Regions from separate parts of the Homo sapiens genome. Here region 2 is linked to region 1. A link is a loop called in an ENCODE intact Hi-C map of the cell type or tissue named here. Cell type or tissue: heart right ventricle. All regions are shown on one strand. Each heading gives the region's core, and the rest is flanking DNA. Links, peaks and the distances in the headings are about the cores only.

Region 1 (3,425 bases), core at 568-3,067:
GAAGAACTGGGATTGAGACTATAAATGGCTTATCAGGGTTCCTCACTCCACCTGTAGCAAAACTCAGCACAGATGGTCTATGACAATGGATGAACAGCATATTCTTCACATGTAAAGAATTTGGGTGTGAAATACACATAAGCAAAATTTCATCCACTGGGCTGTTGGATTCATGGTGGGGAGGGTTTTTTGTAAAGAAATATACTAAGACAGACCGGGCACAGTGACTCACACCTGTAATCCTAGCTACTCAGGTGGCTGAGGCAGGAGAATCACTTGAACCCAGGAGGCCGAGGCTGCAGTGAATTGAGATCACGCCGCTGTACTCCAGCCTTGATGACCAAGTGAGACTCCATCTCAAAAAAATATATACATAATATAGTGACCAGCCTGGCCAATATAGTGAAACTCCATCTCTACTAAAAATACAAAAAAAACAGCCAGGCATGGTGGCACATGCCTGTAGTTTCAGCTACTCAGGAGGCTGAGGCAGGAGAATTGTTTGAACCTGGGAAGCAGAGGTTGCAGTGAGCCGAGATCATGCCACTGCGATCCAACCTGGGCAACAGAGGCAGACTCCATTGTCTCCTCTGTTGAGAGAGCCATGGAACAGATTCTCCCTCAGAGCCTTCAGAAGGAACCAACCCTGCCTACATCTTGATTTTGGACTTCTGGCCTCCTGAACTGTGAAAGAATAAATTTCTGTTGTTTAAGTCAACCAGTTTGTGGTACTTATTGTTACGTCAGCCCTAGCAAACTAACACACAAGGGTGCTACGATATTACCTCTATTTCACGTACAAGAAACTTGCCCAACATAATCTAGTTAGTTGGCAATGGGTCCTGGATTCAAACTCCAGCCTGGTGCCAGGGTCTATATGCTTTTGCCAACACTTTCCAGATCACTGTGCACATGATGTTGCAAATTTGATCCCTTCTCTCTTTAGTCTAAGTTCTATGGGAACAAACATTATGGCCTCATGTCTGTCGGGTGGAGAGACCACACTGTAACACACTCACGTGTGTGTGTGTGTGTGTGTATGTATATATACACGTGTATATATACACACACATATATGTATGTATACACATATGCATGTATGTATATATATGTGTGTGTGTGTATATATATAGAGAGAGAGAGAGCGAGAGAGAGAGAGAGAAATCCTCAGTTTCTAAGCCTTGTCTGTCTCCATTACCATCCTCATCGGGCAACAATATGAAAATGTTGTGCCCACCCTCGTCACTTTACAGTGAGGGGGCAGAAGCCTGGACGGTGTTCTCCGAGCATCATTCTCATTCCCACCCCTGCTGCGCTTTCAGATATTACCTCGTTCCCTTTCAAATCAGCCAACAGAGCTTGAGATAGAGGAGGATAGAGCAAGAGGGCACTCTCACACAGGGAGTTATGGAGTTCCGCTCCATCCCCAGGGTCCCAGAGCCATCAAGCCCTAGTGTCTCCCTGTTATCCTCATAAAACTGACTCCTTCACACCAACTCCTCTGGTCTAAAGTTTGACTTCAACATCAGCTGACATGCTCTTAATCCTCACTGATTTTCTGACATCTTGGGGTTCGCTTTGTCCTAACCTTGTTCCCCCAGCTCAAGTTTGAGTTTACCATTACTGAAGGGATGTATCCGCTGGAAGTATTCCAGGCCATACATTCAAGGAAGAGCAGCTCCACTCATGGCTGGTGCAGCTGACTGAGCCCACTCCCTCCCACAGGCTATCAAACATCTGGCATTGGACCTCCCTCTCTCTGTAGGCCCCTGTCCCCAAAGCTGCATTGGTGCTTGTGATTTTTACTTTAAAAGAAACTTTTTTCCTGGACTCACAAAGGCAGATGATGCCTCTGCTTGCCTCACTTTTGTGTGTGTGTGGTGGTGAGTTTTGTCGTTTCTGCACTTGTTTTGTGATTGTTGATATTATTCTTATGAACTGAAATCCCAGAAGAATGTGTACCAGGCAGGTTCACTAGACTTGTCCTTTGAAAAAGCCCACACAGACTTTTTTCTGCAGAACTTCCTTTCTGCCACTAGATTTAATCATTAAAGATAGCGATGGGGGCGTCAGGGTAAACAGTGACACAAACAAAACTTCTTGTGTTGGGCACATTTCCTTAGCCTCCAAGATTTTTCAACAGGCCGGCTTTCAGGAAACAATTCTGTTAGAATTCTTGGTAAACTCACCACTGTCCTAAATTGCTTTTAGCTGGTTTGTATCAAGAGCAAGGCAAGGAGAGAGGCAGAATAAATTTCCCCTGGATGAGCTGTATCCTAAAGTGGTATTCCCAGCAAGAGTAAGGGACAAGCAGGGAGAGCCAGGAATTGTCAGCATTGATGAATATTAATTATGTATATACCTGGTGCTGGACAGCTAAGGCACAGGAGTGATGATCGGAAAGCAAGGGACAGGGGATTTTGGAAGCATTATAAACGGTTGTGTTAAAATGAGGTAGCTCATGAGCCTGCAAACAAGGTATCAAAAAGGAGAAGGCAGGTGGACTCTCCTAGGACCATAATATTAAGGTATCCCTGGAATAATTGAATTGATGAAGGAAGGAAAGAGTTGAAGACTATGGAAGAAGAAAGCCTTAGCTAGTGGTTTGCCTACTGTAGACAGAGCACTTTTTTGGCTATTTATTTCCTTGCTTTTTTTTTTTTTTTTTGCCAGATTGCATGTTTGAAATTTTCTTTTTTGATCTTTAAATAGTCCTGGGGGAAACACTTATAAGGCAGACAAGATGTTTGCAAACTTTTGTATTTTTCATTAAAAAATAAAAATTACAGAGGAGGTTGTAGACCAGATCAGTTGAAGTGTAATTAGCTAAGCAAATCCACCCTTTCCTCTGCCATGATTATAGTGAGGTCATTCACCTTAGTTTGTCTATCAGCAAATTGCGGATGCTACATTTTACCAACTAGCTGACTTGGTATTTAAAAGGATTTTAAGCATCTCTAAAACTCTATGTTATATTATAATAAGATTTATAGCTCTGTACATTTTGTGCAGTGATAGAAAGTTACTGCTCTGTATCATCATTATTCTGAAATCTTCAGGTCTTTGCAATAATTTAAGACTGTGACAATGAAGGATTTAGCCAAAGAATCTGGCATATTGCTCTTTTCTTATTCTGCATAAGGTTTTGAATTAATGCAATTGAAATTTTAAGAAATAGTGCTTATATTTCTCAATATCAAGTGAAATTATTAAATTTTTATACTTCTGCTGTATTTCTTAACCAGTTATAAGCATTTTAAAACATGCTTTTTCTATTGTTTATCCTAAATAGGCTTTTGTGGCTATTATTAAAGCACCATTGGTCTCATTGACCAGCTGCCATTCAGTATTTACCAATAAGCAGACAGGCATGAAAGGCCAGATTTGCTTACATGACAGTGATTGTGAGGAACATTTGTAGCACT
Region 2 (3,425 bases), core at 602-3,101, 820 kb after region 1:
GTACATTTGCCCACACATGCACGTGTGCACACACACACAAATCCACACCAGATTCTATAGCATGTTTCAGAAATATTAGAGAAACCAGTTGGGCGCAGTGGCTCATGCCTGTAATTCCAGCACTTTGGGAGGCTGAGGTGGGTGGATCACCTGAGGTCAGGAGTTTGAAACCAACCTGACGAACATGGTGAAACCCCATCTCTAATAAATATACAAAATTAGCTGGGTGTGGTGGCGCTGCCTGTAATCCCAGCTACTTGGGAGGCCGAGGTAGGAGAATTGCTTGAACCCAGGAGGCAGAGCTTGCAGAGACCCGAGATCACCCCATTGCATTCCAGCCTGGGCAACATGAGCAAAACTCCATCTCATAAGAAAAAAAATGAAAGAAAATAAATATTAGAGAAATCACTTTCAGGTGTTTGAAGTGAAATCTCTTGCATGGTTTTATGTTTTTATTAATCGTACATAAGCATTCAGCTGCTTAACTTATAGGTCTTAATTTTTAATAATGTTATTAAATGGCCCAAAAAGAATAATGTATCTGTCTGCTTCTCCTACAGTCTGTTGGAATGTTAACAAATGGAATGATAGGACAATTTCTATGATTCTCTAAATCTGGGTTATGAAGTGTATCTTTACTTTCTGACTTCTTGGCAGTATTCATTGAGTCATATATTAAGCATCTGTTGTTTAGCAATATATTGAGTACTAGGGTTAAACAGATGAGCTGAAGAGACAAAGTCTACTAAAACGTTTTGAAGATCTACGATCTTATCTTGGCAAAATACAAACAAAGACTTTTTTAAATATATTGGCAACAAGATATTAACAAAAGAAAGAACCAAACACCCAAGGTATTGTGCTATCAGTAGGGTTTTTTTTTTATTTTTGGAGCAAGAATATTCCTGCATCCTGGATCATGAGGCCCATAATAACATGATTAAGATTTGGGGTCACAAGATGTGTTATTTAACAGATAATCTCTCCAATTCCTAATAAACTTGTGTATTCTCTTCTGTTATTCTCAAGTAATACTTCTCAAAGTGTAGAACCTAGAACTGCAACATTAGCATCACATGGAACTTGTTAAAAATGCAAAATCTCAGAATACAGCAATACAGTAGAAGAATTATAACTTGTGTGCATCTGATAACACAACTTCAGGATACATAAAGCAAAATTGACACGATTGTGAGGATAAACTGTGAATCTTGTCACCATGGTGAGAGAAGTATTAAACTAAACAACAAACTTACAGTATGCTCTAGTGAATACAAAGGACCCTGAACTCAAGATTTAGGGAATATACAGGCATACTTCAGAGATACTGTGGGTTTGATTCCAGACCACCACAACAAAGCAAATGCCACAGTAATGCAAATCACAAATTTTTTGATTTCCCTACCAGTGCATATAAAAGTTATGTTTATACTGTACTGTAGTCTATTAAGTGTATAATAGCATTGTCTAAAAAACAATGTACATGACTTAATTAAAAAATATTTTATTACTAAAACATGCTGACAAGTCATCTGAGCCTTTAGTGAGGAGGGTCTCACCTTGATGTTTATGGCTGCCCATTGATGAGGGTGGCGGTTGCTGAAGGTTGGGATGGCTGTGGCAGTTTCTTAAAATAAGACAGTGAAGTTTGCAATGATTGACTCTTTCATAAAATATTTCTCTGTAACATGCAATGCTATTAGATAGCATTTTACCCACGGTAGAATTTCTTTCAACATTGGAGTCAATCCTCTCAAACTGTGTTGCTGCTTTATCAACTAAGTTTTTGTATAATACTCTAAATCATTTGTTGTCATTTTTAACAATGTCCCCAACATCTTTAACAGGAGTATATTCCATCTAAGGAACAATTTTTTTTGTTAATACTTAAGAAGCAATTTCTCATCCCTTCAGGTTCAGTCACATCTTCATGCTCCACTTCTAATTCTAGTTCTCTTGCTATTTTTACCACAAACTGCAGTTACATCCTCCACTGAAGTCTTGAGCCCTTCAAAATCATCCATGAGGGGTTTGAAGCTACTTCTTCCAAACCCCTGTTAATGTTGCTATTTTGACCTCCTCCCAGGAATCACAAATGTTCTTAATGGCATTTAGAATGGCAAAATCCTTTCCAGAAGGTTTTCATTTACTTTGGAAGTCCATCAGAGGACTTTCAAGTCTTATTGTTTAAGAAATACATTTTATAGGGCTATAGCTGCCATAGCCCTAGAAAATGTATTTCTTAAACAGTAAGACTTGGAAGTCAATTTTTCTGTGATCTGTGGGCTGCAAAATGAATGTTCTGTTAGCAGGCGTGAAAACAGCATTAATCCTCTTGTATGTCTCCATCAAAGCTCTTGGGTGACCAGGTATACTGTCAATAAGCAATAATATTTTAAAAGAAATCTTTTTTTTCTGAGCAACAGATCTCAACAGTGGGCTTCAAATAATCATAAACCATGCTATAAACAGCTGTGCTGTTATCCAAGCTTTGTTGTTCCATTTATAGAGCACAGGCAGAGTAGATTTAGCATCATTCTTAAGGACCCTTAGATTGTTAGAATGAGAAATGAGCCCTGGCTTCAAGCTTAAAGTCACCAGCTGCGTTAGCCCCTGACACGAGAGTCAGCTTGTCCTTTGAAGCTTTGACACCAGGCATTGACTTCCTCTCTCTACCTATGACAATCCTAGATGGCATCTTCTTTCCTAGAAAGCGGTTTTGTCTGCATTGAAAATCTGTCATTTAGCGTAGCCGCCTTCATCAATGATCTTAGCTAGATCTTCTGGATCACTTGCAGCAGCCTTTCCATCAGCATTGCTGCTTCACCTTGCACTTTTATGTTATGAAGATTACTTCTTTCCTTAAACCTCACAAGCCAACTTCTGATAGCTTTAGACTTTTCTTCAGCAGCTTCCTCACCTCTGTCAGCCTTCACAGAATTTAAGAAAGTTAGGACTTTGCTCTGGATTAGGCTTTTGGCTAAGCTTAATGGTATGGCTGGTTTAATTTTCTACCTAGACCACTCAAACTTTGTCCCTATCAGCAATAAGGATGTTTCACTTTCTTACCATTTATGTGTTCACTTGAGTAGCACTTTTAATTTCTATCAAGAACTTTTCCTTTGCATTCACAATGTGTTGCACTATTTGGCACAAGAGGCCTATCTTTTCCCTCATCTCAGCTTTTGACATGCGTTCTCACTAAGCTTAGTCATTTCTGGCTTTTCATATGAAGTGAGAGATGTGTGGCTCTTCCTTTCACTTGAACACTCAAAGGCTATTGTAGGGTTGCTGATGGGCCTTATTTCAGTATTGTTGTGTCTCAGGGAACAGAGAGGTACAGGGAGAGGGCAAGAGACAGAGGAACAGCCAGTTGGTGGCACAGTCAGAAAACACACATACACTTATCAATTAAGTTAATTGCC

Evidence for each region. Hi-C counts contacts between places; a loop is a spot of excess contacts. Peaks named below come from ENCODE experiments on the same cell type or tissue, not always from the same donor. Only the 100,000 strongest peaks of a DNase experiment are listed, where the experiment ranks them.
Region 2: it touches region 1 in a loop (7-fold over the local background); 91 of 110 quality-filtered maps call a loop at or near these places.

What each region holds. Positions count from the first base shown.
Region 1 is chr3:157,620,804-157,624,228 of GRCh38, forward strand. No RefSeq gene overlaps it. Among named protein-coding and RNA genes, the nearest start is that of VEPH1, 120 kb to the left of the region's middle. In heart right ventricle, for the core only: no CTCF peak of the experiment used is centred there; no DNase peak of the experiment used is centred there.
Region 2 is chr3:158,440,576-158,444,000 of GRCh38, forward strand. The region is part of intron 6 of RSRC1 (arginine and serine rich coiled-coil 1); the gene reads left to right. Among named protein-coding and RNA genes, the nearest start is that of UC.134, 84 kb to the right of the region's middle. In heart right ventricle, for the core only: no CTCF peak of the experiment used is centred there; no DNase peak of the experiment used is centred there.